Regions from separate parts of the Homo sapiens genome. Here all the other regions are linked to region 6. The links are chromatin contacts, found by Hi-C or POLR2A ChIA-PET in ENCODE. All regions are on one chromosome and are shown on one strand. The core of a region is the stretch at or near the end of the contact, and the rest is flanking DNA. Distances in the headings are between cores, read along the strand shown.

Region 1 (4,554 bases), core at 615-3,114, 540 kb before region 6:
AAACGGAAGATTCAAAAGTTATTTGCAGATGACATAATAGTCTACTTAAAAATTCCAACTGGAGCAACTAAAAACGACTAGGGTGAACGAGAATTCAGCAAGTTGGCTGGAAGCAAAGGTTAAATCCTCGTGTTTTGGGAAAGAAAAAAAATCCCATTCGCAACAGCAACATCTAGAAACAACCTACTCCAGCCTAGGCAACATGGCAAAATCCCACCTCTACTAAAAATACAAAAAATTAGCCGGCATGGTGGCATATGCCTGTAGTCCCAGCTACTCGGGAGGCTGAGCTGGGAGAAGCACCTGAGCCTGGGAAGTTGAGGCTGCAGTGAACCCTCGTGGCATCACTGCACTCCAACCTGGGCGATGGGTCTCAAAAAAAAAACAACAAAAAACCAAAAAGCCGGCCGGGCGCGGTGGCTCACGCCTGTAATCCCAGCACTTTGGGAGACCGAGGTGGGCGGATCACGAGGTCAGGAGATCAAGACCATCCTGGCTAACACGGTGAAACCCTGTCTCTACCAAAAATACAAAAAATTAGCCGGGCGTGGTGGTAGGCGCCTGTAGTCCCAGCTACTCGGGAGGCTGAGGCAGGAGAAGGGCGTGAACCCAGGAGGCGGAGCTTGCCGTGAGCGGAGATCGCGCCACTGCACTCCAGCCTGGGCGACAAAGCCTGACTCCGTCTCCAAAACAAAACAAAAAACCCAAAAAAGCCTGTAGGCACAGTGGCTCATGCCTGCAATCCCAGCACTTTGGGAGGCCCAGGCAGGAGGATCACTTGAGGCCAGGAGTTTGAGACCAGCCTGGGTAACACAGGGAGACCCAGTCTCTACAAAAAGCAATGAAACAAATAAACTACAATACACTTCCCATCTTCCTCATAGCTACGTAGCAAGAGTTAAGAGATAAGTAAAGCAGCTGTTGCCACCATGTACCATACAGGCATCTGCCTCCTCCTGCCGTTGGGTCTCCCATCCACCAGCCCACCATAGACAATTAAGACACAGACTTCGGCCCCTTTTCCCGGACACAAGCTCTGGAAGGCAACAGAGTGAGCAGCGCAGAGGGCCTCGGTTCAAGGCCTAACAGCCTCTCCCGGAAGGGAAAAAAAACCCCTGAAAGACACCTCCTAAGAGGACTCCTGTTTGAAATCGTCACCGAAAGCAGTCAATACTTTTGCAATTTAAAAATGCACAAACACAGAGGATTGGAAATCCCGTGTCCGCCAGAACACCAAGTTGTGTGACTCTGCTCAAGCTCTCTGGCCTGTGCCTCGGCTTTCTCATTAGCTGTAAAATGGGCACAATATGAAGCTGAGATAACGCACGAACAGTGGGAGGCAATGCCTGGTTGGCGGTGGGCGGTGGGCGCTGGGTAACCACTAGTCCTAACAAGAAGACGGCGTTAGGAGCCAAGTGGCTAAGCCGGTCCCTTCCCGCTTTCGGAACCGCCTGCTCCAGCCCCTCGCAGGGCTGGCACCGCCCGTGCCCGGAGCGGATGCCGGACGGCGGAACCGCGTTGTCCCCCAACAGGGAAGTGCCACGGGATCGGGACTCGGGAGATCCGGGCTCCGCCTGCGAGCCTCGGTTTTCTCCTCTTCGAGATGGGGCCGCGGCCGGTTACCTAAGGAGGGGCCCCGCCGGGAGGGGCCGGGGGTCGGGGTCGGGCTCGGGCTGCGCCTCCTCGGGGCCTCGGGCTTTCGGCTCCGGCGGCGCGGGCCCATGACACGCCGCAGAGGGTGCTGGCGCCCGGTCCCACGGCTCCTGCTCGGGCTGCCGGGTCCGGGAGCGAAAGGCTGGCTTCTGGGGAGCCCAGAGAACGCTGTGCCGCGAGCCTCACATGAGCCGGTGCTTGGCAGAAGTCCGCGCCGCTCGCGTTCAAATCGCTCGCTCCGCCCACTTCACGGCCGGCGTTTTTTAAAACCCGAATCCAGCGACTCCCAGTGGCTGACTCTGGAACGCCCCTTACGTAGAGCGACTGCAGGTAGGGCCAATGAGAGTATGCACCGAGACACAAATATAGCGGCGATGATAGGAGGACAGGGGAGACTGATGGTAAAATCAACCAATAGACAACTAAAGAGATGGGGCGGGAAATTCTCCTGCCCCCTGCTTGCCAATCTGGTTGCTGGTCTTTGCGGGACCGTACTGACGTCCTCAGGTGCCCTCCAGTCAAAACACCGAAGCTCAGTTTGGAACGTGGATGGTGTGTTTGTAGAACGTGCTTTCTAGAAAAGTCGCTTTCCTCAAACATTTTATGCTTTGCCTTAGCAACGCAGAGATGGCTTTTAAAGATGAGGAAACAGACCCATAGAGAATGTGACAACCCCGTGTCGTATCTGCGACTCTCCCAGGAACTATCCACAGATATACTCAGAATCCAGTTCAACTGCATAAACTTTGCTGACGCTTGGGGTCGCGGGGACGGCGGGATCGGCGGGGCTTTGAGAATAAGGTCCGGGCAGGGCAGGCCTCGGCACTATAGCAACGCAATCGTCCCAAAAAAATGCTCTCTTCCCTTTGTTGGGGATAATAAAAATTCAAGTCATGTCCCGGTATGTAGAATAAGGGGAATTTTAATTTTCTAAATTTTATTTCTTGCATTTTCTAAATGTTCTACAGTGAACATGTAATCAGGAAAAATGTTATAAAATTAGTGATTTCATGGAACCCTTGTGCATTGCTGGTGGGAGTGTAAAATGCTGCGGCTGCTGTGAAAAATAGTATTGGTGGTTCCTCAAAAAATCAAAAATAGAATTACCAGATGATCCAGTAATTCCACTTCTGGCTAAATATCCAAAAGAATTTAAATATAGCCAGGGACTTGAACAGATATTCTCACACCCATGTTGATAGCGGCATTCTTCACAACAGCCCGAAGGCAGAAACAGCCTGAATACACACCAACAGATGAACGGATAAACAAAATGGGGTGTATACCACAATGTTATTCAGCCTTTAAAAGGAAGGGAATTCTGACACCTGCTGCAACATAGATGAACCTTGAGGACGTTATGCTAAGTGAAATAAAGCAGTCCACCAAGGGACAAATGCTGGGCTGGGGTGCGGTGGTTCATGCCTGTAATCCCAGCGCTTTGGGAGGCCAAGTTGTTCGGAACCACTGAGTTCGAGTTCGAGTCCAACCTGGCCAACATGGCGAAACTCCATCTTGCCGAGCGTGGTGGCTCACGCCTGTAAACCCAGCACTCTGGGAGGCCGAGGCAGGCAGATCACCCGAGGTCAGGAGTTCAAGACCAGCATGGCCAACATGGCGATACCCCGTCTCTACTAAAAATATAAAAATTTGCCAGGTGCTGTGGCTCACGCCTGTAATCCCAGCTACTCAGGAGGCTGAGGCAGAGTTGCTTGAACCTGAAAGGCGGAGGTTGCAGTGAGCCGAAATCATGCCACGGCACTCCAGCCTAGGCGACAAGAGTGAGACTCTGTCTCAAAAAAAAAAAAAAAAAAAAAAGAGAAGGGGAAGGAGAAGGAGGAGAAGGAAGAAAGAAACCCCACCTCTACCAAAGATACACACACACACAAATTAGCCCGGGCGTGCAGATGTATGCCTGTCGCCCCAGCTACTCAGGAGGCTGAGGTGGGAGAATCGCTCGAGTCCAGGAGGTTGAGGCTGAACTGAGCCATGATTGTGGCACTGCACTCCAGCCTGGGCGACAGAGTGGCACCTCTCTCAAAAAAAAAGAAAAAAAAAAAGGACAAGGCCGGGTGTGGTGGCTCATGCCTGTATAATCCCAGCACTTTGGGAGGCTGAGGCCAGTGGATCATGAGGTCAGGAGATCGAGACCATCCCGGCTAACCTGGTGAAAACCCGCTTCTACTAAAAATACAAAAAATTAGCCGGGCGTGGTGGCACGGGCCTGTAGTCCCAGCTACTCGGGAGGCTGAGGCAGGAGAATTGCTTGAACCTAGGAGGGGAAGGTTGCAGTGAGCTGAGATTGTGCCACTGCACTCCAGCCTGGGCAATAGAGCAAGACTCTGTCTCCAAAAAAAAAAAAAAAAAAGGACAAATACTGTATGAGGTACCTGGAATAACGGAACTCATAGAGACAGAAAGTAAAATGGTGGTTGCCAGTGAGTAAGGGAGGAATGGGGAGTTAGTATTTAATAGGTGGGGAGTTTTAGTTTGAGAAGATGAAAAATTCTGGATATGGATGGTGGTGATGGTTGCACAACACTGTGAACGTGCTTAACGCCACTGAACTGTACACTTAAAACTGGTTAAAATGGTAAATTCTATGTTGTGTGTGTGTGTGTATATATATATATATATATATTAACCCCGCCCCACAACCGGGTCTTGCACTATTGTCTAGGCTGGAGTATAGTGGTGCAATCACAGCTAACTGCAGCCTTGAACTGCTGGACTCATGCAATCCTCCCACTTCAGCCTCCTGAGTAGCTGGGACTAACAGGAATGTACCATCACACTTGGCTAATTTTTTTTTTTTTTTTTTTTGAGATGGAGTCTTACTTTGTCACCAGGCTGGAGTGCAGTGGTGCGACCACCACTCACTGCAACCTCTGCCTCCCGGGT
Region 2 (4,901 bases), core at 926-3,425, 810 kb before region 6:
GTCCTCTCTCCAGCCTCTGTCCTCACAAGTACTGAGCGGACATTCTGGTGTTGCTCCCCTGAGCCCTGGAAGGGCTGGTTCTTCCTTTTTTGTTCCTACCTTATGCCTAGTATGGAGAAAAACTATAACAGTGGTGCCTCTGCCAAGCCAAAGGCTACTGGGCTCACCTAGCGACTGGAGCTCCCTTCCAGCCAGGGCATGGGTCTGTTTCCATCCCCCTCCGCCCCGTAAGCACTGCACCCTGAGAAAGCTACCCTAGTAGCTGTGGATGAGTAATGGGTGTTCTCAGCACCCCTAAAAGAGGTGGGCTGCTAGAGTCCCACTCGGGGGAAGGAGGCTGGCTTCTCCACCCTCGACTCGCGGGGAACCGTCACACCGAGCGGGCTTGCCCTGGGCAGGGTGGGACTGGGAGGCATGGAAGGGGTCGAGACGGGCTCCCGCGGCAGGGGATTAGGCAGGGAGGGCCTAGGAGTCAGAGGTGAGGCCACGGAGCTGGGCGGGGTCGGGACCGCGTAAGCCAGGTCGGGAGCGGGGTGCGGGGTGGCCTTCGAGGGGCTCGGGCTCAAGGGGCTGAGAGAAGGGGGCGGGGCCGGGGCTGGCGGGGCCGGGGCTGGCGGGGCCCGTAGTCCGCGCAGAGCCCCTCACCTCTCTCCGGGCCGGTGATCCCGCTCCCTCTCCCGCTAGCGAGGCCGCACCTTGGGCCCCGGCACCCGGGCCCTCCACCCGGGCCCCCAAAAACACCCGAGCGCCGCGGTGCCGGGACCCCGCTCTGCCAGGAAACAAGAAGTCTCTCGCCTATTGGCCGTGGCTGCAGCTGGCGACCCGCCCAGTAAAGCTCGCTACCATTGGTCAGCTCTCAGGGTTCCTCGCACGTTAGTGGGTACCTGAGCGAGTGTCGTTCGGGGACGATGGCGGGCAGGAGCGGCCGGAGGGTTCTAGCAGCGTCTTCCGGAAGACGGTTAACGGCCTGCCTGCCGGGAGGCGGGAAAGATAAAGCGGCAGAAACTGGGACTCAACTGCGAAATAAAAAGACATCGTGTGAAACTCCTTATCGCTTAACAGTCTTGTGTCTCTAAAATGAAACACGTAGCCCACTGCGCCGGGAATCCCTCCCGTTTTGTGTTCTGTAGTGTGACGGACGCAAAAGCTGAGTGGAGGATGCGGGCATCGATCCCGCTACCTCTCGCATGCTAAGCGAGCGCTCTACCATTTGAGCTAATCCCCCGCCTGCTGCTTAGTTCTTTCCCTTTGCCTTACAGGTTCACTGCACTGTTCACTGACCAGTGGATCAACCACAGTTCAGGACATTTATTTAGCAGAGTACAATACAGTGGCATCCATGTGCAAGATTCTAAAAATCAAGCATATAATCGTGTGCTTAAGCAGAAAACATTCTAAAACACGTTACCACATGTACATTGAACGCAGAAAGAGCGTTACCGTATACTACATACTACGGTGTTCCCTATGGACTGACGGCAGTACGAATGCTAAGTCACAGGAGGCCTCCAAGCCTTTCCCCTTATGGGATAATTGAATTAAATTGAGGTTAAAAATTACAGACGAAGTCCTTCGAGCCGGAATCGAACCAGCGACCTAAGGATTGCCACGCCCTATCCACTACAGTCCTCCGCTCTACCAACTGAGCTATCGAAGGCTCCGCTGCGATAAGATGCTGCTGATAGCCCTCTAATGCTTACCGCAACCTCATCCAGCCATGACCCCCGCTTTCTCCAGCTGAAGGAACCTGCCAGGGCAGGAGACCCATGGGACCTCACAGAGCTGAGAAAGCCGGAGACCCAAAGGCAAGGAAAAGAAGCTGCCCAAAGTCCGGGTTCTCAGGCCAGAACGGAGGCCACACCGGCCCTGAGCTTCCCGGCTTTTTAACAAAATGTTCCCAACACCCCGCGGTGGTTTCTCCTGGACCGCGAACGCCGAGCCCGCCGCCGCCTCCTGGAGCTCCGGGGCAGCGCTTGTGCCGCGGTACCTGCACTCACAGGGGCTTTGCGACCGCGACGCGCAAACCCTGCTCGAGAGCCGATGGGCCACTTTGGCTGCTCCTGCTCCACATTTCCCTTGGCTTCTCCGGACGTGCTCTCCTGACGCGAACGACATTCGCTCGGCCAATTAACTCAGGTTTTGTCAGGCTCTATTCGTCCTGACCAGTGCAAGAGAGACGGCGACCGCGGGGTGCTGCAGGCTTCGGCGCGGCGCATTATCGGGCTGTGCCGAACCCCCCGGGCCGCCCTGGGATCGCGGGCCTGGCGGCGTGGCCCGAGGGCTCGGGGAGAGGGCTACGCGCCAGGAGAGGGCGGCGGGGCTGCAGTACAGGCTTTCCTGCCCTCGGAAGCGCTCGCAAGCCTGGGGGATTCCCCTGCGGTAGACCTGGGATGGTGGGCGGCGCGCGGCCGGGTAGGTCCCTGCAGCCTCCGAGGCCCACGTGAGGTCGGGGTCGGGGCGGCTGTACAGTGCCCAGCACAGGCCACTGGCCTCCCTTGTGGGTCTTTGCACAGGTCCGCTTACTCTCGGAAATCTTGGGTTCCCCAGGGCCGGGGAAGGGTCTTCTGCCTGGTCTGGGGCCCCTCCCCCGACACTGTGGATGTCTAGGTGTCCCGGGTGGGGTCAAGGAGTGACCCCACGGGTTCCCCCATCTTTGTCCCTATCCAGCTCACACCTTCGCCTGTCTTTTGCATGTGTTTTTTCCACAACCTTTTGTTCACCGGGTTTTTAACAACAGAAATAAACCTAACCCCCAACTCCTCTGTGAAGCCCTGCTTGGTCGTCCTGTGGGGTGGGTGTGCCGGAAGACCTGGCCTCAATTTCCAGCTCTGGGCCAACGTCCTGTGCTACCTTGAGCCAACATCGCCCGCGAATCCAGGTCTGGTGATGCTTTCTAGCCCCTTGCAGCTCCAACATTTGATGGGTTCTCTCGGGCTGAGCTTTAAATCCGAAGTTTCTAGATATAAAGTTGTGTCAACATTTAGATAGAAGAATATAGAAGATCTGCATAGCTTTTATTATTCAATATCAAAAAATCACATTCATGGCCAGGCGTGGTGGCTCACACCTGTAATCCCAGCACTTTGGAAGGCCGAGGTGGGCGGATCCCCGGAGTTCAAGAGTTGCAGACCAGCCTGGCCAACATGGTGAAACCTGTCTCTACTAACATACAAAAATAATTAGCAGAGGATGGTGGCGCGCGCCTGTAATCCCAGCTACTCCGGAGGCTGAGGTGGGAGAATCGCTTGAACTCGAGAGGCGGAGGTTGCAGTAAACCGAGATCGCGCCACTCCAGCCTAGGCAACAAGAGCGAAACTCCGTCTCAAAAAAAAAAAAAAAAAAAAAAGCAGCCGGGAGTGGTAGTGAGCTCCTACCACTCCGGTAATCCCCAGCAACTCGGGAGCCTGAGGCAGGAGAATCGCTTGAACTTGGGAGGCGGATTGCAGTGAGCCTAGAGTGCGCCACTGCACAACAGCCTGGGAGACAGAGAGAGACTCTGTCTCAAAGAAAAGGCCACACGCGGTGGCTCACGCCTGTAATCCCAGCATTTCGGGAAGCCGAGGCGGGTGAATCACCTGAGTTCAGGAGTTCGACACCAGCCTGGACAACATGGAAACCCCTTCTCTACTAAAAATAAAAAATTAGCCGGACGTGGTGGCGCATGCCTGTAATCCTAGCTACTTGGGAGGCTGAGGCAGGAGAATCCCTTGAACCCAGGAGGCGGAGGTTGCAGTGAGCCGAGATCGTGCCACTGCACTCCACCGTGGGCGACAGAGCGAGACTCCGTCTCAACAAACGAACAAACAAACAAAAACCTCTCAACAGAAAGAAGTCCAGGATCAGAAGACTTCCATGTGAATGCTACCAAACATTTAAAGAATTAACACCAGTCCTTTTTTTTCTCTCAGATCACTAAATGAAGGTAACACCAATCCTTTCAAACTGTTCGAAAGAATAGAAAAGAAGGGAACACTTTTTAATTGATTATATGAGGCCAGCATCATTCTGATGGCACAGCCAGACCAAAAGACCACAAGAAGACTACAGATCAACATCCCTTATGAATATTGATGCAAAAATCCTCAACAAAATACGAGCAAACTGAATCCAATAGCATATTAAAAGGAGAAAACCATGACCAAGTTAGACTTATTGAAGGAATGTAAGGGTGTTCAACATAAGAAAAATAAATAAATGTAGGCCGGGCCTGGTGGCTTACGCCTGTAATCCCAGCACTTTGGGAGGCCCAGGTGGGCGGATCACCTGAGGCCAGGAGTTTGAGACCAGCCTGGCCAACACAGTGAAACCTCATCTCTACTAAAAATACAAAAATTAGCTGGGCATGGTGGTGCACGCCTGTAATCCCAGCTACTCGGGAGGCTGAGGCAGGAGAATCACTTGAACCCAGGAGGCAGGGGCTGCAGTGAGCCGGCCACTGCACTCCAGCTTGGGAGACAGAGGAAGACTCCATCTCAAAAAAAGAAAAAAAGAAAAATAAATCAATGTAATATACCACATTAATAAAATGAAGGAAAAAAACTACATTATCTCAATTGATACAGGAAAGGGTGACAGAATTCATCACCCTTTCATGAAAAGTAGAAACTCAGAAAACTAGAAATAGAAACGAACTTCCTCAGCATGATAAAGAACATTTATGAAAAACCCACAGCTAACATAAAACTCAACGGTGAAGGTCAGGAACAACCACTAAGGTCAGGAACAAGACAAAGATGCCTACTTTCACTGTTGCTACTCAACATTGTACTAGAATTTCTGGCCAGAACAACTAAACAAGAAAAAGAAATAAAAAGCATCCAACCTAGAAAAGAAGAAATAAAACTATCCCTATTTGCAGACTATATTGTCTTATATATAGAAAATACCAAAGAATCTACCAA
Region 3 (4,890 bases), core at 1,675-4,174, 970 kb before region 6:
TTAACCTAAAAATTCAGTGTCTCATTTGCACTAGCCGTATTTCAAGTGCAAATGGAATAACCACGTTAGTAGCTACTGTACTGGTTAGTACAGATACGGAACATTTTCCTTTTTTGAGACAGTCTTACTCTGTTGCCCAAGCTGGAGTGCAGTGGCACGATCTCGGCTCACTGCAACCTCCATCTCCCGGGTTCAAGCAATTCTCCTGCCTCAGCCTCCTGAGTAGCTGAGATTATAGGCACATGCCACCACGCCTGGCTAATTTTTGTATTTTTAGTAGAGACGGGGTTTCACCATGTTGGTCAGGCTGGTCTTGAACTCCTGACCTCGTGATCCGCCCATCTGGGCCTCCCAAAGTGCTGGGATTACAGGCATGAGCCACCGCGCCTGGCTCGGAACATTTTCATAATCACAGAAAGTTCTATCCGCCAGCACTGTTCTAATCGGTTATGCATCTATTGGGAGAAATCTGTGTTTCTTGTCTACATTAGTGAATCTCATATTATGATTTTCAGATCCACAGAGGGCCTTTAAATTAAAAAAAAAAAGTCACATAAATCAAAGTTTTTTTCCACATGTATTTTCTACCACAGATTGGTTGTAAACTGCTGGACATTAAGGATCATGCCACGTTATTTTTTTCTTCAATATCTACTGCTATCCATTCCTTTATTCTACAAATATTTACTGAGTCCCTACAAACTGCAAACACTGGGAGAATGTTAAAAATATGTAACACAGTATTTTGGCCTTTGAGTGGCTTACAATGTAGTTAGAGGAACAAGAGCACTGCCCAAAAATAAAAGCACTGTAAACATTAAATTACAATATAAAAGAAACCACAGGACAGTGTATAAATATATTTGAGTGGACACTAAAGATTACAGGAAGTTTTTAAAAAAGGTATTACTGAATCGCTTGAACCCAGGAGGTGGAGGGCGCGGTGAGCCGAGATCATGCCATTGCATTCCAGCCTGGGCAACAAGAGTGAAACTCCGTCTCAAAAAAATAAATAAATAATAATTTAAAAAAGGTATTACTCTGGAACTTAGTAGTAGTAAATATTCACAAAAGATGTTGGAATTGAAGGATGGATATTTCCTAATTTGGTAGAGGAAGGCAATTTCAGGTATGGAGAGAGGCCTGAACAAAGGTGGAATGCCTTTGAGGGCAGGCAAATCTGGCTGGTGCAGACCATTATGGAGGTTTGAGCGGACAAGTAATTGGAAATAATGTTGGAAAAGTGGGTTGGGACTAGTATGGTACTTAATGGTTTGAATTTTGTCCTGAGACAAAATTTAATACTAAATATAGTATTAAAGCAAGAGAGTGATAATGGAAAATGTTGGTTTTCTAAAAGCTTAATACAGAGAAGTATTTAGGTAGATGAAGGAAAGAAGAGAATGGAAGCAAAACATAACATTTTGAGTTTGAAGTTAGGGTGCACTCAGTAGGAAATGCTTAATAGGAAGCTAGAGGTACCCGTATGTACCTGGAGTGTGGAAAGGTTAAAAAAGACACTAAAGAGATCTAGTTTTGGTAGACATCTGCGTGATGATTACAGCTGAAACCATAATAGGTGGATTCTTTAAATAATATAAGGGTATAAAAGCAGCCAGGCTAAGGAATGGCCTGTATCCAGCATCTAGGGATGTCTTCCCCTCACCCCAAGATGGTGCCCTTCTGATTCAGGCAGCAACGGGCATGCAGCATTAGCTCTCGTGTCGTTTTACAATAAAAGGCCACTTTTGACAAATTTTGCACGCTCCCTGGACATTGGGTGCATATCTGCAGAAGAGAAAGAAACATTAGAACTCCAGAAAGAAAAGCCAAGAAAAGAACAAACGGCGATCAAGAATTAACTGCCAGTACACGTTTCCAGAATTCCTCTAACACGGGGCCGATAAATGGATAAACGGCTCGTGTCCCACCCTTGTAACAGGCTAGGCTAGGAGATGCCATCTCTTCCTCCAGAGTCCTGCGCCGAATCAGCTCCCGACACTTTCAGTACCAGATATCGCACAGGGAAGGTCCTCATCTCTGAAGATCACTATTCGAACTTATTTATTATGCTTTCTGCAGAGACTTCTCAATCTGACAGCCCTAGTTTGGCGCGGTGTAAAACGACCGCAGGTACGTAAAGAACTCATCAAGCATTACAAAAGTACAGCCCTACCACCGCACGATATATGGCGTTCGTGCGTAGAGAGATTACACAAGAGGCAGAGGACCCGTCTGTAGAAAGAACTTAAAGTTATTCTAAAATTAAGGGGCGAAATCAAGTTTCACAGGTCTTTGAAAGTCGGCAGGACTGGGGCGCCGAAGGCCTGCACGACGTGAGTACTTGGGAACAGGACCTGGCTGGGCAGGGTCGGGAAGCGTCAGGGACGAAATCAGAACCGCAGGCCCGCCGAGGAGAAGGGGGAGCCGCTGGCGAGCGCGACGCACGGCTGGCCAGCGACCCTGCTTCAGCCCGACCTCAAACTTGCTTCTGTACCTCGGGTAGCGCCAGAGCCCTTTCCACGCCCAGAGCGAGGAGCAGGGCGGCAGCCCAGGGCACCAGGGTCGTAAGACTACCCGGGTCGTGAGGCGCCATTTTCCGTTCCCTTGGTGCTCCGCTGCTCGCGCGACCCGGCCCCGCGGCCCCGCCCCGCAGCGCGTCAGGCCCTCTTCCCCGGGCGTGGCCTAAGCGGCCCGGTCCAGTCGCCCTGGGGCTGCTTGGGGGCTTTTCCTGCTCGTGGAGCTCTGCGCTGGTCTTCATGCGCCCTAGCCCTCTTTCGGGGATACTGGCCGACCCCCTCTTCCTTTTCCCCTTTAGTGAAGGCCTCCCCCGTCGCCGCGCGGCTTCCCGGAGCCGACTGCAGACTCCCTCAGCCCGGTGTTCCCCGCGTCCGGACGCCGAGGTCGCGGCTTCGCAGAAACTCGGGCCCCTCCATCCGCCCTCAGTAAACATGGCGGCACGGCGAGCGGGGCGGGCAGGGGGCGGGCAGGGGGCGGGGCCCCCGCGGGCTCCCGGCCAGGGCTCTCGGCCGGGCTCTGGCTACCCACGTGTGGAGACCGGGCAGGTGGGCCTGGAGAGCGTGAGCCGGTGCCGAGAGGCACCGGGGAGCGGCGTCTGAGCCGGGGCGGGGACAAGGGGGCGGGGAGGGGCGGAGCGAGCCGGCCTCCGGCGTGGGTCTGAGATCTTAAGTGCGAGCGGTAAGGTGGTGGTCTCCGCCGCGTAGAGGGAAGCGGGAAACCGAGAAAGAACGAGGGTGAGGGTGATGAGGGAAGGGCAAACCTCAAACTCCAGCGGGAGGACACGAGCCTGGATCGCCCCGGGCACCTAGTCCTCTTCACCTCAATGCTGATAGCGCATAGCGTCCCGGAGCCTGGCGAGGAGGTAGGAGCGGGATAGACGCTTCCCTAACTCATTTTCTTTGCCTTCCCAGGAAAAGGGAGCGATGTTGATCTCAGGAAGCACAAAGGGACCTTCCTAGCTCTGACTGAACCACGGAGGTAAGGGAGTGCGTTGCTGCCCCAGGGTGGGCCAGCGCCCTGACTGAAGGGCGCCAGGGGATCCCTGCTCCCGGCGCGACAGTGTTGGTTAGGGCCAGCCAGAAAGCTCCTTAAAGCCGACCCAAGTGATCATCTCGAGTAGCCGAGCCAGGCTTCCCTTCCACATTACCCCCATGGTGTCTGCCTGGAAGTTCCTGAAAGGTTTACGTTTAGCTGGCTGGCAAATTTTCTAAGGTGTTAGTAGCTATTAGCATTTTAAGGAGGGCCCCCAAAGCCTTTCACACCTTGAGGAATTATAGGCCCCAGGACAGATTTTGAGGGAATCTTTTTGGAACAGTTAGTCCTGCAGTGGTCTCATTGCCTTTTGTAGGAGTCAATGCGATCCACTGCAGTGTGTGACCAAAGTGAGTTCAGGTTTTTATTTTTATTTTTATTTTTATTTTGAGACGGAGTCTCGCTCTGTCGCCCAGGCTGGAGTGCAGTGGCGCGATCTCGGCTCACTGCAAGCTCCGCCTCGCGGGTTCACGCCATTCTCCTGCCTCAACCTCCCGAGTAGCTGGGACTACAGGCGCCTGCCACCACGCCTGGCTAATTTTTTGTATTTTTTAGTAGAGACGGGGTTTCACCGTGTTAGCCAGGATGGTCTCGATCTCCTGACCTCGTGATCTGCCCGCCTCGGCCTCCCAAAGTGCTGGGATTACAGGCAGTGATGTGGGACCCCTTTTAAAAACCTGAACTTGGCCTGGCGCGGTGGCCAGGCCACCGATCCGCCAAGGCAGGTGGATCGTCATGTCAGGAGTTTTGAGACCAGCCTGGCCAATATGGTGAAATCTCGTCTCTACTAAAAATACAAAAAAAAAAAAAAAAAATTAGCTGGGCGCGGTAGCACATGCCTGTAGTCCCAGCTACTCAGGAGGCTGAGGCAGAAGAATCACTTGAACCCAGGAGGTGGAGGTTGCAGTGAGCCGAGATCGTGTCACTGCACTCCAGCCTGGGCGACAGAGCGAGACTCCGTCTCCAAAAAAAAAGGGGGGGGGGTCCCACAATCTGCTGTTTGTGCCTTGGCATGTTATAGTTGTAGTGAAACAACAGCTAGCTCTTGCTTTTGGCCGCCCTCTTTCTGGAGAGATGCGAGACCATAGCGTTTGGATCAATGTAGGGTGTTTAGAAAACTACAGATCTGTTCTCAGAATCTGGTCTGTTGCTAGGTCAGGTTTTTCCTGTCTTCCCTGGGGCTCTCTCAGGCCATCCAGGGGAATTCTCCATACATCATGCAAATAGAATTTTATCAGGAAGTCCCATCAGCAGAGTGTCTTTATTTCTGTACCTCCGTGTCCCATACTGGGACTTTCCTTCCTGTCTCTGGCCACCTACCTCTCTAAACCACTAACC
Region 4 (4,723 bases), core at 1,532-4,031, 570 kb after region 6:
GATCGTGCCACTGCACTCCAGCCTGGGTGACAGAGCGAGACTCCGTCCCAGAACAAACAAACAAAGCTGCTGCATTAGTTTAGGGGAGGTGGGCTAAGAGGGAAAGATTCTAGTTATTTATTTATGAGGAAGCATCAATGGGACTTAGTGGTTGTTGGGTATGGAGTCAGGGCAGAGGGGTGGTGGGAGAAGAAGGAATCAAGAATGGCCCCCCAGTTTCTGAATTGGTCAACTGGGTGGACAGTAGTTTAGACATGTAGAACGTGGGGTACCTCTAGGACACCCAGGTGGAGAAGTCTGGCGGGCTTTTGTGAATAAGGAACCCAGATGAGTGGCCTGAGCTAGAGAGAGTGCACTTGGGAGTTGCTGATATGCGGTAGATAAAGAAGCGGAGTGGATGGAATGGTCCAGGGAGAATGTGTGGCGTGAGACCAGCTGAGGAGAGAATCTGTGAAACTGAGAAGTGGTCACAGGGGTTAAGACAGGAGTCATGCCATGACACCAAGGGAGTTTCAGAAAGAGTGGGCTACTCTGTTCAATGTCACTGAGAGTTCTAACAATATGAGGACTCAGAGATGGCTTGTGGTATTTAGGATCCAACAAGCCATTCATGACTGAGAGCAATGCAGTGATGTGGTGTGGACAGAAACTACATAGGTTTGAGGAGCTGAGGAGCTGCTGAGGAGGTAGAGATGAGGGTAGATGACTTTCAAGATATTTATGAAGGAAAACTCAGAGAGGGACTAGTAACTGAAGCAGAATCTAGAGGGACAGCGAAAGGGTTTCTTCCTTTTTCTTGAGGACAGGAAAAGCTTAAACATGAATAGATGATGAAGGAAAGAGACAAGTAAAGAGAAGTTGGTAATTTTGGAGTGAGAGGGGGAGAATGATTGAAAGGTGTTTGAAAAGTTTTCTGAGGATGTGGGAGGTGAAGAAATAGAGAACAGAGATGGAGAGATGCCAATACAGTGTCCTTGAAGTATTTAATTCCCTTATGGTTTAGGATTGTCTAGTCCACATATTGAAATTACCTTGGTTTCAATCAATAAACCGAACATATCAAGCGATATTTACACATTTATTTTATATTATTTACACATCTTTTCTCCAAAGAACAGAATCAATGTTTTACCCCTCTCAATGCCTTCCACATAGGGGGTGCTCAAAAAGGGCAAATAAAGAAGCTAGAGGTCTCTTACCTGTATTCTGAGTATCTTAATATGTACAAAACATAGCCAAGACCGTGCCTACAAGAGATAAGTCTCCTCAAGCATGAAAATATTCACACACTTCATATATGTAAGGTAAAAGGTAAAATGTCCATCTTTATTTATTTATTTTGAGACGGAGTCTCACTCTCTTGCCCAGACTTGGAGTACAGTGGTGCGATCTCGACTCACTGCAACCTCTGCCTCCTAGGTTCAGGCGATTCTCCTGCCTCAGCCTCCCAAGTAGCTGGGATTACGGCGTACACCACCACGCCCGGCTAATTTTTGTATTTTTAGTAGAGACAGAGTTTCGCCATGTTGGCCAGGCTGGTCTCGAACCCCTGACCTCAAGTGATCCGTCTGCCTCAGCCTCCCAAAGTGCTGGGATTACAGGCGTGAGCCTCCGCGGCAGGCCAGAAAATGCTCATCTTTTGAGGAACCTATTTGTTCCCATTTAACAAAGTTGGTTATCAGCATTTCCTTCACCATAGGAGTTTAAAAATAAAAAGAGGAGAGGAGGAGGAAGAGGGTGTTCTAAAGGCAGGCAGGCAGGCAGGCAGGCAGCAGCAGGAGGTGGCACGATCTGCCTTACCGTAAGGTGCCAAAAAGCAGTGAAAACCATACTCCCAGCATGCAGGCCTGGGGTCGCTTAGCTCTGGAGCTTACAGCCTTCATCATTGACCAATAGCCCCCAAAGGACGTTGCTGTTTTGAGTCTTAAGTAACGTTGAGAATGACCATTTGAACCATTCAAAAAGTCCTTGCTATATTCTAATTTGGCACCATCTCCTGTATTTCACAGTTTGGAAAGAATTCTATAAAAGATGGATAACAGTAAAACACAAAAAAGCTGGTGCTGAGATGGTAAACCTGGCTGCCCCGGCTCCTTTGCCCAAACTGTTTTCCCAGCCCTAATGTCCTCCCTTTTTCCTCCTAGGACTTCTTTTTCTTCCTTCGAGGTTGACCATAAATGCCGCCTCTAGCCCTCTGCGGCGTCCAAGCAGAAGTCGTCTCTAGCTTCTGTGCCAGCATCGCACCGTGGCTTGGCTCTGCACGGGTCATCGGACTTGGTTGTGTACATGGCTGTTTTCCCCGCTAAGTTTGGGGCGCCTCGAGCCCAGGCGCCGTGACCGTGATCGTGCGCCCACAGGCACCTGGTGCAGCGCGGGGCGCACGCCGCGGCTGGGCTAGCTTGCGGAGTTCACGGGGGTCACTCGGGCACAGGCTTGTGACCCAGGCGCGGAGAATGATTCACGGGGTGGCTCTTTGCATTCTTTGTCGGGTAGTCACGTCGGGCCGGGCACCCCGCCGACGGATACCTGCGGATGGAAAGACACCCGGCCCGACGCCAGCGAGCGGGAGAAGCCTGGATGGAGCCAGCTTCCCGCCTGCCCGGAACCCGCCGGCGACCGGTGGGCGGGGCGCGGCCGCGGGGGCGGGGTGGAGGGGGGTTGCTCGGCCGCTCCCGCCCCCTCCCCGCGCGCGGAAGCCACGCCCCCGGCCGCGCGCTCGCGCTGGGCGCGCGCCCGCCCATCCGCCCTCCGCCCTCCGCCCTCGCGCCCTCGCGCCGGGGGCGGGCGCTGCGCGTGCCGGGCGGAGAAGCGGCGCGAGCCGGGCGCTGCGAACGTTCGCCGCGGGGGTGGCTCCGGGGCCTGAGTAGGCGCTGCCGCTGCCTCAGCCGAGGGGGCTGGGCCGGAGCGTGCGGAGGAGTGAGGCCGCAGGAGACCTTCCCGACGACCCCTGCTCCGGCGGGGAAGTGAGCAAGGTGGGGGTCTGCGGCCGCCGCCGGGGCTGTGGGGAGACGAGCTGGGCTGGAGCCTCGCGCCCGCGAGGTGCGGGACGGCAGCTCGCGCTGCGCCGGGACTGGGGACCCGGGAGCCTGCGGGTGCGGCGCTGCAGGAGTCGGGGAGGGCGCGGGGAGCCGGGGCCGCTGCACCGCGCGCGGCTGCGAGGTGGGACGGCGCGGCTAGCCCCGGAGGGACAGGCAGAGGGGATGCGGCGGATCCCGGGCCGGGAGGGGTATCGGGGTCCGGAACGCGCCGGGGCACGGGCGCGAGCGGGGGCCCGGCGCCGGGCTGATGCTGCCCGAGCCCGGCTCGCCTGGAGGCGGCTCTGCGTTAGGTGCTGAAGGGGCGAGTGAGGCAGGTCCTGGCAGAGGGCAGGTGAGGCGGGCAGGCCCTGGCAGAGGGAAGGGTATTTATTTCAGATCACCCCAAATCACTGTTTCCCGAGGCGCCTAATAGCGAACCTGTCCAGGAGGTCACCCTGGACAGGAAAGAAGTGTCCCGAGACGAGGATGCCGGTGACGAATACTTGCCCTTAAATTCCTGTGCCAGGCCTTGGGATTAGGAAGACCTTCCAGCTACCGTAGGTAGAGACCCGTAGTCAGCACTGGGGCCACGAAATAGTATGGAACACCGTCATGTTATTGAGGTGCTGACAGTGTGGCTGTGAAGATATGCACATGAAATACAAAGGAGCGTCGAATTTTATGTCGCATGCCCTATTTACTTTCGGTCTCTTTTGTCTTTTCCCAGTATTGGGAAATTGGAGCCATAAATTGCGTGGTTTTGGGGATAAAGCAGAAAGGTCAAAAGAAGCCTATGGGAGAAATTTGGGAGAGTTTTGAAGGCTCCTACGGGTAACATTTAAAGGGGGCTCTTAGATGGGGAAAAAAGACGTTTGGAAAGAAAGGAAGTTTCCTTCCTTCCCATCTAGAAATAAGCTCCATGACTATTGACTGCTAAATCTTCAGAATGTTGCCTGGCTCACAGCGGTTGAGCCATAAGTGTCTATTGCATGAATGAATGGACAAGCAAGGTTTGGCCACATTTGCCATGGAGCAGTGTCAGTCACTCTAGTGTTAGGGAAGGTTGCTGGATTTCTCCTGTTCCACAAGTTCTCTCTCTCTGCCTCTTTTTTTTTTTTTTTTTTTTTTTTTTTTTTTGCTATGCGAGGCAACCCCGGTTCTGAGGTCTGGGCACGTTAAAGCAATGGCTAAGGCGGCGAGGTCTTGGTTTCTGTGGCCATGCTACCACTTTCCCATGTGTCTTTCATGTTGGCCTTCAAGAGCTTGCTCCTTGGCCTGTTGCTTGAGATCATCCCATTTTGTTCCTTCTCCCATTGGCTTTTTCTATTACTTGAGAAGGAAGAGGGTAGTGTTGTCTAGAGAACACTTTTTCATTTTGGTCCTGGTTCTTGGGTCTTAGACCTGTAGTGCGAGGCTGTTGGTGCCTCTGCTTTTCTGTAAGGGCTGGAATTCTACCTGTGCTCTGCCTTGGTTGAATCTCTGAACTCTGGAGCTCCAGGCTGCTGTTTCAGTAACCTGGGTTGCAGTGCCTGTTGGGTTACTTTGTCTGCCAAATTAAAACTTGACCTTTTATGAGTTCTCTAAGGATTTTTATCATGCATAAGTGGAATTGCCTTTGAAAGGGGTTGTGCAGTCAAGGTAGTGCTGGCAGAGTTTTTGGATGTCCACTATGCCCGAGAGACAAATTTCTACCTATGGTTAGAAAA
Region 5 (4,423 bases), core at 1,120-3,619, 830 kb before region 6:
TTTTTTTATCCAAGCTTGGTTCGAGATTTGTCAGTTCTTAGTTAAGTCTAGTTCAGTCTCATAGACTGTTTTTTGTTTCAGTTCTTCCAGGCACTGGGCCAAATGACCCATCCAAAGCTGATAAAGACCCACTGACCTAGGCACAGGAAGTTCTGTGAGGTGAATGAATTTCTGGGTGGTCCTAAAATAAATCCTTTCCTTCTTGTGCCTAACCCTAGGACAACCTACTGAGTCCACAGTTTGACCTGGAACATGGAGTGGAGGTAGGAGGAAGAGGTGACACTGCTCTTTCACCAGTTTCTAGAAACTTGGTGAAATTTTACCTTCTGGGCCTCAGTTTCCTTCCTTTTTTTTTTTTTTTTTTTTTTCCCTGAGACAGGGTCTCTCTCTGTTGCCCAGGCTGGAGTGCAATGGTACAATCTTGGCTCACTGCAACCTCCGCCTCCTGGGTTCATGCAAGTCTCCTGCCTCAGCCTCCTGAGTAGCTGGGATTACAGGCATGCACCACCAGCTAAGTTTTGTATTTTTAGTAGAGATGGGGTTTCACTATATTGGCCAGGCTGGTCTCGAACTCCTGACCTCAGGTGATCCTCCCGCCTTGGCTTCCCAAAATGTCAGGATTACAGGTATGAGCCACCATGCCTGGCCAGTTTCTTTCTTCATAAGATGATTTTGAAGGCCCCTTTCGGCTCTGATAGTCTAGGATACTATGCACCTGGGTCAATTGGTTTTAAGCACTTTCAAGGCTTGCTTTCCTGTCATTTTCAGTCTAGAAAGTTTAACTTCCAGGGCTGGCCTAAAGGTAGAGCTTATTTTTAAAAGGGAGGGCTAGTTCTGATTCAACAGTAGACCTAAGTGTTTGGTTGGACTTGGATCTGCTTCAAATTTCCAGGAGACATGAAGCATAATGACGTGTAATCCTTAAGACCTAGACCCTTACTCTCCCAGAGAGGAGCTGGAAACAGACCGCTTACTGAGGGATGCATAAGGGAGTACCTGTCTGGGGTTTCACCAGTGTTGTGTGGAGGGGACTCGGCTTTCTAAATATCAAGCTTCTGGGAAATATTGAGTGGGGGCTGGTGGTGAGGTGCGGGGAGGCCACGGGAACTACAGACTACTAAAGGCAGGGATTATGTTTAGAAGCCACGGGGCTGAAGCCCTTGGGTGACAAGCTGTTGATGGTCCCAGGCCCGGGAAGGCTACTTTGGGATAGTGCATCCCCAGCTCAGTGCACACAGGCGGGAAACTGGTCCCCTGTCCCAAGCCCATAGCATCTCCTGTAGAGTTTTCTTTGGCTCCGAGAAGCAGAGGCCTCCCCTGAGCCCTGGCCCCCCTCTACCGCAAAGCAACTGGCTTCCATTACCCCTGACAGCTCCAGAGCAACAGCCCAGCCCCCGGCCCCGGCCTGGCTCAGTGCCGTTCCCTTTTATGGTGAAGCTGAGAGAAAGCATGGAGTGAGGGGGGAGAAAGCTCTGGCTTGGGCAGAGGCTTGGAGAGTTCCAGGGTGCCTCTCCCCTCGCCAGAGACCCTCGGCTACCCGCAGCCACCGCTCTTCGTTCTCTTCGGCGACCTAATCTGTCCTGAACCCAGGACCCCTCTTGCTTGTCCCAGCCCTTCCTCCTCTTCTCCATTCCTCCCCTTCTCCCTCCCCCACATCCGGGGGGTGATTTCCCACTTGGCCGAAGTCCCACGGTTTGGGTTTTGATTCCGGGAGGGTCCGCCCTATTTCCGACGCCCACCTCCGGGGGGTAGGGTGGAGGGAGGGAGCCCGGCTAAGACAGAACCTGGTCAGATCACAAAAGGCAGGATGGTTCTACTTGGTTGCATGTGGGTCACAAAGGATGGCGCCGGAGAAAGGAGCACCCGGCAGCACCAGCCCTGTCCCCATTCTACAACGCCTCCTACCCCTGTCCCCGCCGTCCGGGCCAGGGAGAGGGCACTGAGGGCAGGACCCAAAGGAAGCACCTGGTTGGGCCGGGCCGGGAAGCGAAGGGTGGGCAGCAGTACTGAGGGCCGGGGCCGGAAGGGGGTTGGAGTATCCCGCCGGCCCCGCCGCTGCACCCTCGCCCCAGCCCACTCCTCGGCTCCGGGGAGGCGGCCACCACGGCTTCGCTAGCCGCGTCCCGAGCCACGCCAGCTGCAGCCAGCTGTGCGGTGCCGGGCCCAGGCGCGCGTCCGCAGCCCCGCCCCACCCCCTACGGCTGGACCTCCCACCGCAGCCGCGCCCGAGGCCCCGCCCCAGCCGCGGCCGTAACGCGCCGCGCGGAGCCGACGAGACGGCGGGGCTAGAGAGGCCGTCCCGACCGCGCCCCCCGCCGGAAGCGGCTTGTTCGGGCCTGAGCTGGCGCTACGAAGTTCCGGTCCAGGTCTCTGACTTCGGGCTTGTTCGCTGGTGGCGTCGGAGCCGAGCCGGACTGGTCAGGTCAGAGGCACGCAGGGGCCGTCCCACGGGCCAGCCCCGCCGTGGCCGTGGCCGTGGCTGGCCCGTGGGGCGAGGACGGGTTCTTGCGAGGGCGAGGAGTGCGCCAGCCCGCAGCTCAGCCCCTCTCTTCTCCGCAGGATGATCACGGACGTGCAGCTCGCCATCTTCGCCAACATGCTGGGCGTGTCGCTCTTCTTGCTTGTCGTTCTCTATCACTACGTGGCCGTCAACAATCCCAAGAAGCAGGAATGAAAGTGGCGCTTTCTCCGCCCCAGGTAACGGCCCGGGGCTGTAGCGCCCAGTCCCCAGAGCTGAGTGGCGAGGCCGCGCCAGGGCTAGCAGGGTTCGAAACTTACAATCAGAAAGTGTCGGGCCAAGCATGATACAGTCCAGAACTGGGCCCCTTTGTCTGCACAGAGTAGAGAGAGAGCGCGCTGTCCTCTCCCCGTAACCTGTTCCCTGCTAGAATGGGAGTGGGTTGCCTAACCCTCACAGTCTCCAGTAGGTAGATGCCCAAGTTGGGAGTATAGTTGTAAGGAGGCACTGACACCGGTAGGAACGAAGGTACCGAGGGAACCATCCAAGTATGAGGATTTGGGCTCTTAAATAGCCCTCATTTTCCCCAGGTTGTTTAGGCCTTATTTGGGCAGATTTTTTTTGGTGAGGGGGGTGACAGATGTAGAATTCTGTTTCCATGTTCTGAGGCCAGGGGTTGGCTGCTGACCCAAACTATAGAGAAGGAAGGGGGGGCTTTGGAGCCAGCCTTAAGTGTGGGTCACAAGTATAAAGGGAACATGGATGGGCGTTACTTCCTGAAGGATTCCCCAGAGGAAAGCTGCAGCATTTTCCTTACCTCAGGTCTTTCCCCCTCTTTTCTAGGGTTCCAGGACATAGTCTGAGGCAAGATGGAGGGTATGAGGGGCCTTCACACTTCACTTCATCCCTTCTACCCATCACAACATACAAAGCAACTACACCTGGATTTTTCCAAACAACTTTTATTTCCTCAGAGTCTTCCTTAATCCTATGGAACAAGAAGCTGCCACTGAATAGGGCCCAGTATAGGGGCTTGCTTTTCTACTCCCTCCCCCCAATATAAAAATATAGACTTTTTTTTGTGGTCCCAAAATCTTGTGCTGCGGAGGGAGGGAAGGGGTGGCAGGTCCCTGTTTTGTTCTGTCTCAAGGTGATACTCTGTAATGCCTTGGACAGCGTGGCTGGCATTCCAAGGACTTAACGGCTGTCACATGGAATCAGCGGCCTGGAGGGGAACTAGCATATTTCCCACTGTTACCCCATCTTGGGGCTATATCCTGGGCTTGAACATAAAGGCATTATCAGACCCGGGGAGAAACAGTCAGTGGGGGAGATTTAGGGACAAAACAAACCTCAGGTTGGCCCAAGGGACCCCTGCTGTAACAATTCCAGGATGGGGAGTCAGATAGACTACAGGATATAGGAGAAAAGGCAGGGGCAGAGCGGGGCCGTGGGGGCCTGGCCTGAGGCAGCCTGCAACAGAAAAGAGAGAGGAATCAGGGCTGTGAAAACTCTCCTCCTCTTCTGTTCTGCTAACCAGGGGCTGGGAAGTGAAAGAAGTGGAGCGAGATGAAGATGGGTAAGGATGGGCAAGTTGGTTACTGCACAGTGGTTTGACGCTGGAACCAGCCAGCTCCTAGACCTTAGGCCCTGACTAAAAGTTGTTTTCTTTTGCTTTGGATTGAAGACTTGGCCATGGTGGGGGAAAAAAAAATCAGGGACTAGATTCTTAATGGAAGTACATTTAGTCTTTGTGCTCAAAAGGAGTAGGGAAGCAGAAAATTATTCTGAATGACAGAAATGGGAATGAGGGGACAGAAGTGAGGGGTGGTGTGAGGGACTGGACCCAAGTGCTCACCCTGGTGTAGCAGAGCAGGATCCCAGCTCCAGCTCACTGCTCTCCCTGGTCCGGGGGGTAGGGGATGTGGGGCCTGAAGAGCCTTTCATCCCTCTGCGAGTCGGCGG
Region 6 (4,777 bases), core at 2,241-4,740:
CTGGAAAATAGGGAAATGGGTAAGTAAACCCTACTACAACAACCATTTTGTGACAGAAAGAGAGAAAGAGAAAAGAAAGTCCCTGAAGCTATGAGTCTAGACATGGAAGGATAAAGAAAGGCTTTTATTTAATATTCTTCTGTTCTCTTTAATTTTTTTAAAATAAGCATTTTACTTATGCATAATTCTAGTTTTATTTAAAATCTATATATACTGTTGTTCCTCAGTATCCAAGGGGGATTGGTTCCAGAACCCCCCTCAGATACCAAACCTCAAGGATGCTCAAGTCCTTTACATAAAATGGCATAGTATTTATTTGCAAAGAACCTACACACATCCTCATGCATACTCTAAATCATCTCTAGACTACTTACAATACCGAATGCAATGTAAATCTATGTAAATAGTCGTTATGCTGTATCGTTTAGGGAATAATGATGAGAAAAAAAGTCTGTACATGTTCAGGACAAATGAAACCACTGTAGGCCTAACTACATTTTCACTCAGACATTGGTTGAATCTGAGGATGTAGAACTCACAGATACCAAGGGCCGACTGTACATCAATATCTTATATAAATATATACAAATATACAAATGCATTTTAAAAAGTCCAGAAAAATACACATCAAAATGTTAAAAGTAGTTATCTCCGGGTGGTGGAATTACAGATTTTCTTTAGACTTTTCTGTAGTTTCTGAATAAAAAATTACATGGAATATGTATTCCTTCAATAGTTAATAAAAAATAGAGATTTCAAAAGTAAGAGGGACTAAGCAAATTATCCTATAGCAGAGCTGACCTTTCTGTCATTTGCTAAACTTCAGAAAACAGAAATTTTGGTAAAAATATTCAAAGCATGGAAACTCCAGGGTAGGGTAGGGTAGGATCGAGTTGGTTAGGGTAAGCCTGAGTAAGGTGTGAACTATGGAAAGATACACGAAGCTGCAGGCACCTGGGAGCAAGGGAAAGGAAGAAGAGTCTAGGCAAGTAATGAAAACAAAAGCAAGATGGGGTGGCTCTAACAGCTCATTATTACAACTTTGAAACACAACGTAATGGTTAAGAGAACTAAAGCCAGACTATGTCCAAATCCTGATTCACCCTAGCTGTATGACTTTAAGCCAGTTACTTAACCACATAGGACGCGCACGCGCACACACACACACGCACGCACACCCACGTGCACACACCACTTAAAACAGTGCTTGATACACAGTTAGGGGTATACCTGTGTTTGCTATTACCAGTAGAGATGGTGATACAAATGTACTGTTTCCCTCTATATAAACCATTGGACTAAAGTGCTTAGGGATCAAAGAAACATTATAACATTTCTGCCCTGATGGAGCTTAGTTTTGTAGAGAAAGCACAGGGAGCAAAAAAATGGAGCCAAATGAGTGATCTAAATCAGGGATTGGCAAACTACAACACACGGGCCTCTAGCTAAAAATAGTTTTTCACATTTTTAAAGAGTTGTAAGGTCGGGCGTGGTGGCTCACACTTGTAATCCCAGCACTTTGGGGGGCAGAGGTGGGCGAATCACCTAAGGTCAGGAGTTCGGGACCAGGCTGGCTAACATGGTGAAACCCCGTCTCTACTAAAAATACAAAAAATTAGCCCGGCGTGGTGGTGTGCGCTTGTAATCCCAGCTACTCGGGAGCCTGAGGCAGGAGAATCACTTGAACCCGGGAGGAGGCTGCAGTGAGCCAAGATCGCGCCACTGCACTCCAGCCTGGACAACAAGAGCAAAACTGTCTCAAAAAAAAAAAAAAGTTGTAAACAAAACAAAACAAAAGAAACAATATATAACAGAGACCAAAGTGATCCTGCAAATCCTGAACTATTTACTGTCTGGACCTTTAACAACAACAACAAAATTTACCACTTCTGACCTAAATAATAAGTGTTACACGCAGTTAGGTGTTGAAGAAAGCATTACATGGGCAGGAGGCAGGCTCTGAACTGTAAAAACCTTGTAAGATTATCAAGAATCCTTTTTGCAATTTATTCAGAAGTGGTCAGGTCATCCAGTTTCTGCTTAAAGTGCTCACATGATGAGCACTCACTATGCAACTTGAGCTTTAAACAGAAACCTCTCTACTCTGTCTCTATACTCATTTCAGTCTTAACTTCGATGCCCCTTGTTTCCTGTCCTGCAGAGCTGTCAGTCTGGCGAGTAGTGAGACTCAGACTTATGTCTGAATGCTAGGTCTGTCACAGACTAGAAAATGTATATATTCTGAGCTTCCCAAACTTCATCTAGAAAATGCAAATGATAATAATTTGGGGAATGTGAGGACTAAACAAAAAGGTATGAAGGTGACCAGAGCACAGCAGGCTCTCAATGTGACTTCCTTTTGAAATCAATCACTTTATTCCAGGACTCCAGCCCATCATTCCAGCACAAAAACAGCTACCATGCAATGAAGAACTCTTCACTAGGAGTTAGTAGACTTAGGCTCCAGTCTTATTTCTACTACATATGGCCATGGGTAAAATCACTCTCTCTGATTCGTAGGCAGTTTCTTCACCGCTTAAGTGAGCTGAGGTGTGAACGACCAGATAGATAATCATCCAGATCGGAAAACCCCCGAGAGCGCAGGATTATCTGGATAACGGAGCCGGATGGAGGATTGTCTCCGTTCCTCCCACACTCAAGCCCCGAAAGGTCACCTGACCTAGTCTTATTCTTTACAGCAGAAATCGGGCAAACCCATGGCGCCGTCCACAATCTCTATAGCCGCCGACCTGGGTACAGGGGAAGCAGGCGAAACAACACACACTTCTACGCAGACCAGGGTTACATTAAGGCCGACGCCCACACACGCCCACACACACCCACACACACACACACACCCCCACACCCCCAGACTTCGTTAACTTGTGATGATAAATTAGGGCGCAGGTGACACTACTGTCCCGAACTTCAGCTGGAACGCTAGTCCAAGTCACTGTCCTAACTGCAGCTAGCACTGCCGACCTTGTCCGAGGAGTTTCCTTCCGCTCCCTCAACTCCCACTTTCCCAGGGAGGGGAGGGGGCCGGGGGCACCGGCGACAGTTGCGGGGAAGGAAGTGGAATCTCGCCTTTGGGAAAGCCCGGGCGGAGAGCTGAGGGCTCGCCGTCTCACCTTGGCTGACGTCCGCGAGGACTCCCTCTCGGAGCAAGGTTCAGGTCCAAGTACCAAGGCTCTGCGGGACCAAGGGGCGGGTCCTGCCCAGAAAGGGCCCCTCACCCCGCGGGCGGTCAGGGCCGTTCTTGAGGGCTGCCCTCCGGCCGCCTGACTGGAAAACCAGGCACTCCACCCCCTCCTCTCCGGGCCCCCGTCCTCCCCCGGAGAATACGACCTTTCGGCCATGTTAGCCAGGAGCGAGGGGCAGGGCTAAGGGGCCGGCGGCCACTCGGCATCTGGGTTTTAGTCAGGCAGTGCTCCAGGCGCCTGGCTGCCAGGCTACGGGAGAAAAGTCCTCCGCTCGGCCGCACCCGTTAGAGGCGCTCTCCACTGCTGTCCTCTTCAGCTCAAGATGGTGGCCTGCCGGGCGATTGGCATCCTCAGCCGCTTTTCTGCCTTCAGGATCCTCCGCTCCCGAGGTGAGGCCTGGCCGAGGGCATCCCAGACCTCCGGGCAGAACTCCTGCCGGGACTGGGGTGGCCCCGGAGCCGCGTCTCCCTTTCGCTGCCGCCTGCCCCAGCCCGGAGACGCAGCCCTCTGTGGGGATACTGCCCTGGGACCCGGTTTCCCGTGACCTTCTGAAGAGACTGTCACTTCCCCTCTCACGACTCCTGCGGCGATTTCAGGCTTCCTAACTCCCCAACTTTCTGAGTCTGGTGCCACTCGTTCTGTCACCTTTCCGCGGGTCTCTTGCGTCGCACTTCTGGGCTCACGCCCCTCATATTTTCTTGATCCGGAGTTCCAGGAGAATCGGGATCCATTCTGTCGCATCTTTGTGGCTCCACAGCACCTTGCCCCGCAACAAGAGCTGTCTTAAAAACAGCACCTTACCCCGCAACAAGCGCTGTCTTGTATGGGATTAATCAGCCTTGCAGATCACTGCCCCTCCCTGCTCCGTTCCCTCAAAACCATTTTTGTGCTTACTACCCCAATCAAGTAGGGAGCTCAACTCTTGCAGTTTCAGTAATGTCAGTGTGAACGTATAGTATTTTGAATTTCAGCGGGAAGTTCTGCAACTTACTGGAAGACACACTTTAAAAATACGCTAATACCTCTACCTTAAGCAATAAAATGTTAGATCGTTCTGAGAACGATTTGTAATCTGATGATTCCCAGTCAGCCTGTATTAGCTAGTGTTTTTCCTTTTCAAACTGGCAGTGAAAGGGTTAAAGTGGGTGGTTGTAGGAAACGTTGCATTTTCTTTCCATCCCAAATCTGTAAAGTCAAAAGTGGACAACGTTTTATTGCATGTTGTGCTTAATAAGTTACTTAACTAGAAATTTTAACTTTTAATTTAATTTGTAATATGAATTACCTCTCTTCCCTCTTCCGGAACCGCTGAAGTAGTATGCTTTTTTTAGACAAGTAGCTGAAATCCCTTACTGTAAGGGGATTTTTTTAATGATTGAATATTTTTCTGCTCCCTTTTTTCAACAGCTGTTTTTAGTCTCCACAAAACTGTAGCATGTATTTGCCAATTATAACATAAGCACATTATAGAACATTGAAATGCTGTAAGGATTGAGGAAAGAGATGAAAAAAAAACGAATCACCCATTGTCTTACTACTCATATGCTTACCTACGGTTAGCCTTCGGTTATGTT

What was found. A loop is a pair of places that touch in the nucleus more often than their neighbours do. ChIA-PET counts read pairs that join two places held with the same protein, here RNA polymerase II (POLR2A). Pooled maps may share reads with other maps.
Region 1: a loop to region 6 is called in a map of naive thymus-derived CD4-positive, alpha-beta T cell, with 28 times the contacts of the local background. The contact joins the promoter of CENPA here to the promoter of HADHA in region 6. A Hi-C loop is called at or near these places in 4 of 168 maps with a recorded cell type or tissue (HepG2, gastrocnemius medialis and naive thymus-derived CD4-positive, alpha-beta T cell), 4 of 37 single-sample maps with no recorded cell type and 13 of 50 pooled maps.
Region 2: a pooled map shows a loop between it and region 6 (13-fold over the local background). The contact joins the promoter of AGBL5-AS1 here to the promoter of HADHA in region 6. A Hi-C loop is called at or near these places in 3 of 37 single-sample maps with no recorded cell type and 7 of 50 pooled maps.
Region 3: a map of CD8-positive, alpha-beta T cell shows a loop between it and region 6 (6-fold over the local background). The contact joins the promoter of ATRAID here to the promoter of HADHA in region 6. A Hi-C loop is called at or near these places in 1 of 168 maps with a recorded cell type or tissue (CD8-positive, alpha-beta T cell), 1 of 37 single-sample maps with no recorded cell type and 9 of 50 pooled maps. POLR2A ChIA-PET finds 5 or more read pairs at or near these places in 1 of 52 experiments (WTC11).
Region 4: a loop to region 6 is called in a map of CD4-positive, alpha-beta T cell, with 5 times the contacts of the local background. The contact joins the promoter of DTNB here to the promoter of HADHA in region 6. A Hi-C loop is called at or near these places in 2 of 168 maps with a recorded cell type or tissue (CD4-positive, alpha-beta T cell and CD4-positive, alpha-beta memory T cell) and 12 of 50 pooled maps. POLR2A ChIA-PET finds 5 or more read pairs at or near these places in 2 of 52 experiments (OCI-LY7 and activated T-cell).
Region 5: a loop to region 6 is called in a pooled map, with 6 times the contacts of the local background. The contact joins the promoter of OST4 here to the promoter of HADHA in region 6. A Hi-C loop is called at or near these places in 3 of 37 single-sample maps with no recorded cell type and 8 of 50 pooled maps. POLR2A ChIA-PET finds 5 or more read pairs at or near these places in 1 of 52 experiments (MCF 10A).

What each region holds. Positions count from the first base shown.
Region 1 is chr2:26,783,366-26,787,919 of GRCh38, reverse strand. CENPA (centromere protein A) reads right to left here and starts at 1,864. Exons shown (of 5, transcript NM_001809.4): 1 at 1,624-1,864. The coding sequence starts at 1,723. RefSeq lists enhancers at 1,083-1,132, 1,193-1,242, 2,333-2,432, 2,694-3,463 and a silencer at 1,573-1,682.
Region 2 is chr2:27,047,538-27,052,438 of GRCh38, reverse strand. It overlaps AGBL5-AS1 (AGBL5 antisense RNA 1), which reads left to right and starts at 2,175. Exons shown (of 2, transcript NR_046730.1): 1 at 2,175-2,259; 2 at 2,435-2,756. TRY-GTA2-1 (tRNA-Tyr (anticodon GTA) 2-1) reads right to left here and starts at 1,657; the gene lies at 1,569-1,657. TRA-AGC8-1 (tRNA-Ala (anticodon AGC) 8-1) reads right to left here and starts at 1,225; the gene lies at 1,153-1,225. AGBL5 (AGBL carboxypeptidase 5) reads right to left here and starts at 771. Exons shown (of 15, transcript NM_021831.6): 1 at 646-771. RefSeq lists silencers at 271-320, 341-780, 1,184-1,478, 2,181-2,390 and enhancers at 517-1,016, 1,331-1,560, 1,731-2,020.
Region 3 is chr2:27,210,075-27,214,964 of GRCh38, reverse strand. ATRAID (all-trans retinoic acid induced differentiation factor) reads right to left here and starts at 2,924. Exons shown (of 7, transcript NM_001170795.4): 1 at 2,498-2,924; 2 at 1,667-1,788. The coding sequence starts at 2,596. SLC5A6 (solute carrier family 5 member 6) reads left to right here and starts at 2,697. Exons shown (of 17, transcript NM_021095.4): 1 at 2,697-2,945; 2 at 3,432-3,498. RefSeq lists silencers at 2,501-2,750, 2,941-3,260 and enhancers at 4,043-4,840, 4,795-4,854.
Region 4 is chr2:25,671,635-25,676,357 of GRCh38, reverse strand. It overlaps DTNB (dystrobrevin beta), which reads left to right and starts at 2,781. Exons shown (of 21, transcript NM_021907.5): 1 at 2,781-2,972. RefSeq lists an enhancer at 386-595 and silencers at 2,744-3,038, 2,403-3,332.
Region 5 is chr2:27,069,600-27,074,022 of GRCh38, reverse strand. OST4 (oligosaccharyltransferase complex subunit 4, non-catalytic) reads left to right here and starts at 2,369. Exons shown (of 3, transcript NM_001134693.2): 1 at 2,369-2,422; 2 at 2,560-2,697; 3 at 3,302-3,551. The coding sequence starts at 2,561. The coding sequence ends at 2,674. AGBL5 (AGBL carboxypeptidase 5) reads right to left here. Exons shown (of 15, transcript NM_021831.6): 14 at 4,317-4,423; 15 at 3,405-3,931. The coding sequence ends at 3,760. RefSeq lists enhancers at 1,161-1,220, 2,651-2,890 and a silencer at 1,901-2,600.
Region 6 is chr2:26,243,345-26,248,121 of GRCh38, reverse strand. It overlaps HADHA (hydroxyacyl-CoA dehydrogenase trifunctional multienzyme complex subunit alpha), which reads left to right and starts at 3,490. Exons shown (of 20, transcript NM_000182.5): 1 at 3,490-3,592. The coding sequence starts at 3,526. It overlaps HADHB (hydroxyacyl-CoA dehydrogenase trifunctional multienzyme complex subunit beta), which reads right to left and starts at 3,183. Exons shown (of 16, transcript NM_000183.3): 1 at 3,132-3,183. RefSeq lists enhancers at 1,428-2,155, 3,014-3,113, 2,968-3,648.